Linked DNA regions of Homo sapiens: region 2 is linked to region 1. The links are chromatin contacts, found by Hi-C or POLR2A ChIA-PET in ENCODE. All regions are on one chromosome and are shown on one strand. Each heading gives the region's core, a stretch centred on a gene start or an enhancer-like site at or near the end of the contact. The rest is flanking DNA. Distances are from core to core; before and after follow the strand shown. Region 1 overlaps MARK2 (microtubule affinity regulating kinase 2). Region 2 overlaps MACROD1 (mono-ADP ribosylhydrolase 1).

Region 1 (4,128 bases), core at 997-3,496:
GTCATCTGCCTGCCTCGGCCTCCCAAAGTGCTGGGATTACAGGCGTGAGCCGCCACGCCCAGCCTATTTATTTATTTTTTGAGATGGAGTTTCACTCTTGTTGCCCAGGCTGGAGTGCAATGGCTTGATCTCGGCTCACCGCAACCTCCGCCTCCCAGGTTCAAGCGATTCTCCTGCCTCATCCTCCCGAGTAGCTGGGATTACAGGCATGCACCACCACCGGCTAATTTTTTTTTGTATTTTTAGTAGATACGGGGTTTCTCTGTATTGGTCAGGCTAGTGGTGGTCTTGAACTCCCGACCTCAGGTGATCTGCCTGCCTCAGCCTCCCAGAGTGCTGGGATTACAGGCGTGAGCCACCGTGCCTGGCTTTATTTTTATTTTTTGTAGAGAATGGGGTCTTGCTTTGTTGGCTAGGCTGGTCTCAAACTCCTGGGCTCAAGTGACTGTCACCCGCCTTGGCCTCCCAAAGTGTTGAGATTACAGGCGTGAGCCACTGTGCCTGCTCTGTTGCCCTTGATTAAGGTATCACTTAGGGCTGGATGTAGTCGGTGGCTCACAGCTGTATTCTCAGCACTTTGGGAGGCCAAGGTGAGAGGATCACTTGAGCCCAGGATTTTGAGACCAGCCTGGGCAACAAAGCAAGACTCCATCTCTAATATTAAATAAATAAATAAGATTTACTTATCCAAAAGCACAATTATGTGCCTTTTTTCTTTTCTTTTGAGACGAGAGTCTGACTCTGTTGCCCAGGCTGCTGTAGTACAGTGACGCAGTCTCGGCCTTGACCTCCCAGGCTCAAGCAATCCTCCCACCTCAGCCTCCCAAGTAGCTGGGACTACAGGCATGTGCCACTATGCCTGGCTAATTTTTTGCACTTTTTGTAGAGATGGGGTTTCGTCATGTTGCCCAGGCTGGCCTGGAACTCCTGGCGTCAAGCAACCTACCTGCCTTCGCCTCCCAGAGTGCTGGGATTACAGGCAGTCGCCATTGTATCCAGCCCAGTTATGTAGTTATGTGCCATTTCTAAACTACTTTAGAACCCATCTCTTTGGTGTTTGTTTGTTTGAGACAGAGTCTCACTCTGTCACCTCAGCTGGAGTGCAGTGGTGTGATCTCAGCTCACTGCAGCCTCGGCCCCCAAGGTTCAAGCGACCCTCCCACCTCAGCCTCCCAAGTAGCTGGGACCACAGGTGCTCTTTTTGTTAAGAGTGGAAAAGCCAAGGTCCATGTACTTTTTTTGAGAAAGACAGCCTGTTGGCTTTCTTCAGAGTGGTTCTGCCCCTTCCCGTACCCCATCTCCAACACATTTTTATCTCTCAACAGAGGTAGCTGCTATTCACTCAGGTGTTCTTTAATGCTGTGGCCACGGCTTCCTTGGAGAGTGTGGCAGTGCTTTCCTTGCTAATGAAAAGGCTGTCATAATGGGTTAGGTCCATAGGGGCTCTGCCCTTCTGTACTTGTATTCCCAGGGAGAAAAATCTCTACCTTAATTACCGACATCTCATGCTGGCAGAGAGGTGTGGTTGCTAATTGATTAGATGACAGTCCTTTTCATTGATGTGGCACTGTTGGGGTGGTTTTGTTGTGCTTTTTCAAGTAAACAGATAGATTTGGGCCAGGTAAGTTGATTTTGGAGAGATGAAGTTCTGTGTAGGGATTTCCCTTTATTAAGCTCATGTCTTTAGTGCCACTTTTGTGTCCTGATTTTCTAACTTGATAGTAAGAAGTACTAAGTTGGCTTGTCTTGCTATTTTGGTGTGGGTGGTGAATAATGTCTCTTCTACCCTGCTCTCTGGTGCGTTCCTGTTCTGTTTGGTAGCACCACATTCCTCTATTTCGTTTGGTTTTCATTCCCTCTTTCTCTCTTGTAATGGTTGGACCCTATTCTGAAATATATATTTTAAGATAGTGTTACTTTGGGTGGTCGAGGCGGGCAGATCACCTGAGGCCAGGAGTTCGACACCAGCCTGGTCAACATGATGAAACCCTGTCTCTACTAAAAATACCAAAATTAGCCAGGCGTGGTGGTGTGCATCTGTAATCCCAGCTACTCGGGAGACTGAGGCACGAGAATTGCTTGAACCCAGAAGGCAGAGGTTGCAGTGAGCAGAGATTGTGCCACTTTACTCCAGCCTGGGCAATAAAGCAAGACTCAGTCTCAAAAAAAAAAAAAAAAAAAGTAGTGTTTAAAAGCAAACACCCTGCCTTTCTTGAAACCACAGAAACTGCTTGTGAAACAGCCGATAGGGCAGGCTGCCAAATACAGACTGTTAAAACCAATCTCTTAATGACAAAATGTCAAACACTGATGTTAAACCTTCATTATGACTGTGGTGTGAGGATTTTTCTCAATAAGAAATGTTTAGGTGCTGAACTCCCAGTTTCACATTCAGAATGCTTCTATTATCAAATTCCTCTTGGTACATCATTTCCGAGAGGCTTGTGTAGCTAATCCACTATCTACTGTACAGGAAAGATTTTAAATAAACCTATTCCCATTCATCCTCATCTGTGTTTTTTTGTTTTTTGTTTTAATTTCAAGAAGTAATTTTCTTTTGAGGTGATTTGGACCAACCGTCTCACTAGCTTTTCCCATTTAAGATAGGAGAACTAGATTCAGAATTGTGTCTTTTTCCTAACAGAAGACTGGGGCCTTAATCTTTACCCCCCAGGCTCTGATTAACTGACTTTTCTTTTTTTAGATGGCATAGAATCTTCTGTCTGTCTAGAGAATTTTGTTTCTTGCCAGGCACTGTCAGGAATTAGTATTCATTCCTCCCTGCTATCTTCCTGAAGAGCTGTGAACCTGCTGGTAGCCTGATGGATAAGGGTACAGTTGTTTGTTTATTTATTGAGACAGGGTCTCATTCTCTCACCCAGGCTGGAGTGCAGTGGCATGATCTTGGCTCACTGCAACCTCCGCCTCTCAGGCTCAAGCTATCCCCCAACCTTAGCCTCCTGAGTAGCTGGGACCACAGTCATGTGCCACAACACCCAGCAAATGTTTTGCGTTTTTTGTAGAGACAGGGTTTCCCCATGTTGCCTTTGCTGGTCTTGAACTCCTGGGCTCAAGTGATCCGCCTGCCTCAGCCTCCTGAAGTGCTGGGATACCAGGTGTGAGCTACCACAGTTGGCCAAGGTATAGTTTTATGAGCTGAGCTATAGAACTGGTTGAATGGGAATTAGGGAAAACAGACAACCAATAATTGGGAAGTAAAGGAAAAATATATAAGTGTGCCTCCTTGGTCACAGCTAGCCTTGTGACATTGGGGTTTTGGATATAGAACTTCAGGAATCCCTTCCACCTCCTTCCCAAGAGAATTTCTTCTGTTGGTGTTGTAAGGGGCTTTTTCCAACTTCATTTCCATTACCAAGAGTCTTGAGTGGCTTTATTTTCAACTTGGGTTTTTTAAGCGCTTCTCATGTCACCTTTGTTTGTGTACTGGGCCTGTCTCAAGTTTCCAGAGGGAGATGAAAGACAAGAAAAGCTAAATGACTGGTTCTTCAGTGAGTTTCCCAGAGTGGCTTCTTCTCATTCCAGCACTGCCTAACTCTCACCATGGCTGACGCCGTGGGCAGGCATCCGCATTCATGGAAAGCCAGGTCCTAGCTGGAAGTGACACAGGGATCTTCAGATCTCTCTTAGCCCACTGTTCCTCTGAAAAAAAAACAAAAGCCATAGACAGTAAATTGGGGGAATAGGCTGACCATAACTTCAGTTCGTGGATTTGGGTCCCACACTGGATTGTGTGATTTGTGCTTATCTCCTACTAGATTGTTACCTTCTTTGAAGGCTGGACTGTATCTTATCCTTCTCTGTATCACTTCGGACACCCAGAAACTGTTGGAGTACTTTGCACATGGTCACCTCTTAATGAATTATTTGTGAAACAAAAATTTTTTTAAATTGTAACATGAGGCTGGGTGTGGTTGCTTAGGCCTGTAATCCCCGCACTTTGGGAGGTAGAAGTGGGCAGATTGCTTGAGTCCAGGAGTTTGAGAACAGCCTGGGCAACATAGCGAAACCCTGTCTCTATAAAAAATAGAAAAGTTAGCTGGGTGTGGTGGTGCGGGCCTGTAGTCCCAGCTCCTTGGGAGGCAGAGGTGGGAGGATTGCTTGAGACCT
Region 2 (4,128 bases), core at 810-3,309, 280 kb after region 1:
GGCTGGAGAGGCAGGCACCGGCTCTGAGAACCTCCTCCTCCAGAAGAGGGGGCCTGCGGGGGCTCCCTGGCTTATCTCCTGCACATGGCAGCCCAATTTCATTAAGACGGATGCGCCATGCTCCTGTGGGCAGGAGCCGTGGCCGACACAGATGGCAGGAACCTGAGACTCTCCCGGGTGCTACCCAAGCAAGTGGCCTCAGCTGGCAGCCCACGGGGACAGGGCCCAGGGAGGCCTGCACTGTGCCTGAGGGTGTGGGGGTTTGTTCCGTCCCTGCAACTTCAAGCCCTGCCACCCGCCAGCCAGGCATCCCCACTTCTATGCTTCTGCCCAACCTCCCACCTCACTCCCACCACATCCCATACAAACACACATCACACCACACACACCCTCCATCACCCACACCCCATGCATCACACAAGCACAGACACACACACATCACGCACACACACGCATCACACACATCATACAAATGCATACGCACACCCCACACACATAGGCCAAACTCCTGACCTCACACACACACTCTATCACACACACCCCACGCATCACACAAGCACAGACACAAACATGCTACATCACAAACACACGCACCGCACACATCACACACACAGGCCAAACTCCTGACCTCACACACACACCATCACACACATCCCAATCACATCTCATAGCCCAATAATGTAAGAGTGGAAACCAGTCCTGAATTTCAAATGCCAGGAGATCAGTAGGGAAACAGAATCTGATTTTCTTATTTTTATTTGTTTTTTGAGACAGCATCTCACTCTGTTGCCCAGGCTGCAGTGCAATGGCACAGTCACAGCTCACTGCAGCCTCGACCTCCCAGGCTCAAGCAGTCCTCCCACTTCAGCCTCCCAAGTAGCTGGACTACAGGCATGCACCACCACACCCTACTAATCTTTTTTAATTTTTTTTTTGGTAGAGATAGGGTGCCACTGTGTTGCTCAAGTTGGTCTCAAACTCCTGGGCTCAAGCAATCTTCCTGCCTCAGCCTCTCAAAGTGCTGGGATTACAAGAGTGAGCCACCGCCTGCAGCCTCAGAGTCTGATTTTCTTTCTTTCTTTTTTTTTTTTTGAGATGGAGTCTCACTCTGTTGCCCAGGCTGGAAGGCAGTAACACAATCATGGCTCACTGCAGCCTTGACCTCCCAGGTTCAAGCAATCCTCCTGCCTCAGCCTCCTGGGTTCAAGTGATTCTCCTACCTCAGCCTCCCAAGTAGCTGGGATTACAGGTGCATGCCATCACGCCTGGCTAATTTTTGTATTTTTAGTAGAGATGGGATTTCGCCATGTTGGCCAGGCTAGTCTCGAAACTCCTGACCTCAAGTGATCCGCCTGTCTCAGCCTCCCAAAGTTCTGGGATTACAGGTGTGAGCCATCGTACCTGGCCCAGAATCTGATGTTCTATTATATATATATATATATTTTAGATAGGGTCTCACTCTGTCACCCAGGCTGGAGTGCAGTGGCACAACCATGGCTCACTGCAGCCTCAACCTCCCAGGTTCAAGCAATCCTCCTGCCTCAGCCTCCTGAGTAGCTGGGATTATAGGCACACACCACCATGCCGTATTATTTTTTTTTTTGTAGAGATAGAGTCTCACTATGTTGGCCAGGCTGGTCTCAAACTCCCGAGCTCAAGTGATCCTCTCGTCTCGGCCTCCCACGGTGCTGGGATTACAGGAGTGAGCTACTACGTCCCGCCCAGGGTCCGATTCTCAATGGCCTGACGGAGGTCACAGGCAGATGCCTCTTCAGGGAGGGGAAAGAGTGAGGGGGGCGGGCAGGGGGACACCTGGCAACTGCCCTCTCCAAGGATCCCCAGGGCCCTGCTGAGTGGCAAGAGAGATGCCCACAGCCTGGCTGGAGACCCCTTCAACCCCACAGCTTTTCAGGATGGAGGAGGGTGGGGGGTTGGGAGCTCTCCCCGCCCCCTTTCCCTCACAGCCCTCTCCTAGCTCCCACTGCACCCTTCCCCTCCACATCCCTGCAGCTGGACCCAAGCCCAGGCAGCGACAGCCCCTCCCATATGGCAGCAGGAACAAAGAGAACTGTTCCCCACAACAAAATCCAGAAGCTCCGGCGGGCGGCCAGATCTCAAGCTCCCAGCCCAGTGTGACCCACGGCGTTCTCCATGGGCCACTGACGCCCGCGGGGCCAGCACTGCTCCTGGCTTCAAAAATATAAATTTAAAAATCCCCACCCCAAGATAATTGCTCTCTCCTCTGGCTTATTGTGGTGGCTCCGTGGTAGGCACTGAGAAGCAATTATTCACGGCTAATGATTATAATCAAGTCAAATAGAATTTAATGGACACGTATTCTCTTCCTGCTTGAAACTTTACATATGAATTAAGCACATATGGGTTTCACGAGGCACAGACGCAGATTTATGCAGCCCCGAAAAGCCCTGCCGTTGCCAACGACTTTTATTCCACTAATAAACAGGCTGATATATGGGCTCCTGGGAACTGCAATCTCTGCTGCCCCCTGGTGGGCACAGGGGCTGGGGTGGGAGCCAAGGCCACCCAGGACCCTGGAGGCCTGACCAGTGCCAAAGCCACTTTGAACGCTGGGGTTCCACAAAGCCCTGGACGGCTGAAAGGAGACTCGGGCTCTGTGTGGGAAGCCCGTGTTCAGACCCTGCCTCCGTCATTCCCTGGGATTCCAGGCGGGTACCGGGTCCTCCTGGCTGTGAGAGTCTAGAACAAAAAGATCCCAGGAGAACACACCAAGAGGTGTATGGGTAAACTGAGGCAAGCAGGGGGAGGTGAAAGCTGATCATTTGCAGGAGGTACCATGTCCCTCGGCACCGCTGGGACAGGGGTGATGCCCAGAACGGCGCTGATGACACCAGTTTCAGCACCAGTGCGAGGTGCTGAGCCCCGATTCCCGCCAGGTGCTGAGTGACCGTCATTTGCACGTCACGTGCATCAGCTCCGAGTGCCCCCAGTAACCTGACGGGTGGTTTCTTCACCACCCTCATTTTGCAGAGGAGGAAACAGAGGCCTAGGCAAGGACACAGAGAAGGGGAGTCCACAGAGAAACTCAGCCAGCACTGCCCCAGCCCTGGCCCTGGTGCAAATGGAGCTGGCACTAAACCGCTTCTGATGGAGCTGCTGCATCCAAAACCTGGCGACTCCCAAGGGCACTTAGGAAGCAGTGTTAATCACGCCCACAGCCCGGGTGCAGCCTCCGGAGCGCCCCCATTCCATCTGAACCCATCAACACCCCACCTTGGTCCCTGCACCCTTTCTCCTGGCCCATGTTGCAGCGAACCACCAACCCAAGGGGGACAGAGCTCACAAGATGCCTCATTTTCCCTCCGGCCACTTTGCAGCTCAGCAAGAAGGTACCGCTGCAGTACCTCTCACACGCTTGCCAGTGACTGGCAGGGCTGGAGTACCCACTGGCCTGCCTGACTGCCCCCTCAGCCACAGCCCCAAGGCTCTGCCCTTCTGCTCCAGGCCAGCCCCTCCTGGGCACAGGCAGCAAGAACGCCCTTCTCCCCTAGGCCGCTGTAATGTCTGCCAACCCAGATGTGGCTTTGTCTTAGCTGTGTGTCCTCAGATGGACTAGCAGTTCTCATCCTAGTGGCCCTAGAGAAACACACCAGAACCACCTGCAGAAGCCCAAGGTGACCCTAGCTCTCCCTGCTGCCCTCAGCCAGCCACACTGAGCAGAAACTCCTGCCTACGTGTAACCTGTCACCTGTGTGCCTAGACAGGGAATGTGCGGGCAAGGCACCCCCATATGACTATCCAGCTTTGCAGTCAACAGTGGGAAGACGCATAGAGCAAGGTTGCTTCAGGAAACACAACTCAGACCCCACGGACCAGGCCCGGGGCGGCCGAGTGAACTCCCCTCTCCGGATCCTAGAGCCTGTCACTCACAGAGATTAACGGAAATGCTCACAGCATCAGCACCACCATGCCCCAGAGTCACTGGGGGACAGCGCTGGGGCCAGGCACGACCGCTACAAGCGCAAAGTGGGGACGAAGGAGACTCGAGAAGCTCCTGGGGGTGCCCTGGGCCTGCACAGGTTAGGGAGGGGCTGGCACAGCAGGGTTTTCCCTGTGAGCTGGAGCCCAAGACGAGAGGACCTGCCCCCC

The links. Hi-C counts contacts between places; a loop is a spot of excess contacts on that map. ChIA-PET counts read pairs that join two places held with the same protein, here RNA polymerase II (POLR2A). Pooled maps may share reads with other maps.
Region 2: a loop to region 1 is called in a pooled map, with 3 times the contacts of the local background. The contact joins two enhancer-like sites. A Hi-C loop is called at or near these places in 1 of 37 single-sample maps with no recorded cell type and 5 of 50 pooled maps. POLR2A ChIA-PET finds 5 or more read pairs at or near these places in 2 of 52 experiments (A673 and WTC11).

Annotation. Positions count from the first base shown.
Region 1 is chr11:63,864,190-63,868,317 of GRCh38, forward strand. The region is part of intron 1 of MARK2 (microtubule affinity regulating kinase 2); the gene reads left to right. Among named protein-coding and RNA genes, the nearest start is that of MARK2, 27 kb to the left of the region's middle. Within about 2 kb of position 2,247, at least 7 of the 41 ENCODE cell types and tissues checked have a DNase peak (open chromatin) inside an H3K27ac peak, as active enhancers do.
Region 2 is chr11:64,146,317-64,150,444 of GRCh38, forward strand. The region is part of intron 3 of MACROD1 (mono-ADP ribosylhydrolase 1); the gene reads right to left. Among named protein-coding and RNA genes, the nearest start is that of MACROD1, 18 kb to the right of the region's middle. RefSeq lists an enhancer at 1-152. Within about 2 kb of position 2,060, at least 13 of the 41 ENCODE cell types and tissues checked have a DNase peak (open chromatin) inside an H3K27ac peak, as active enhancers do.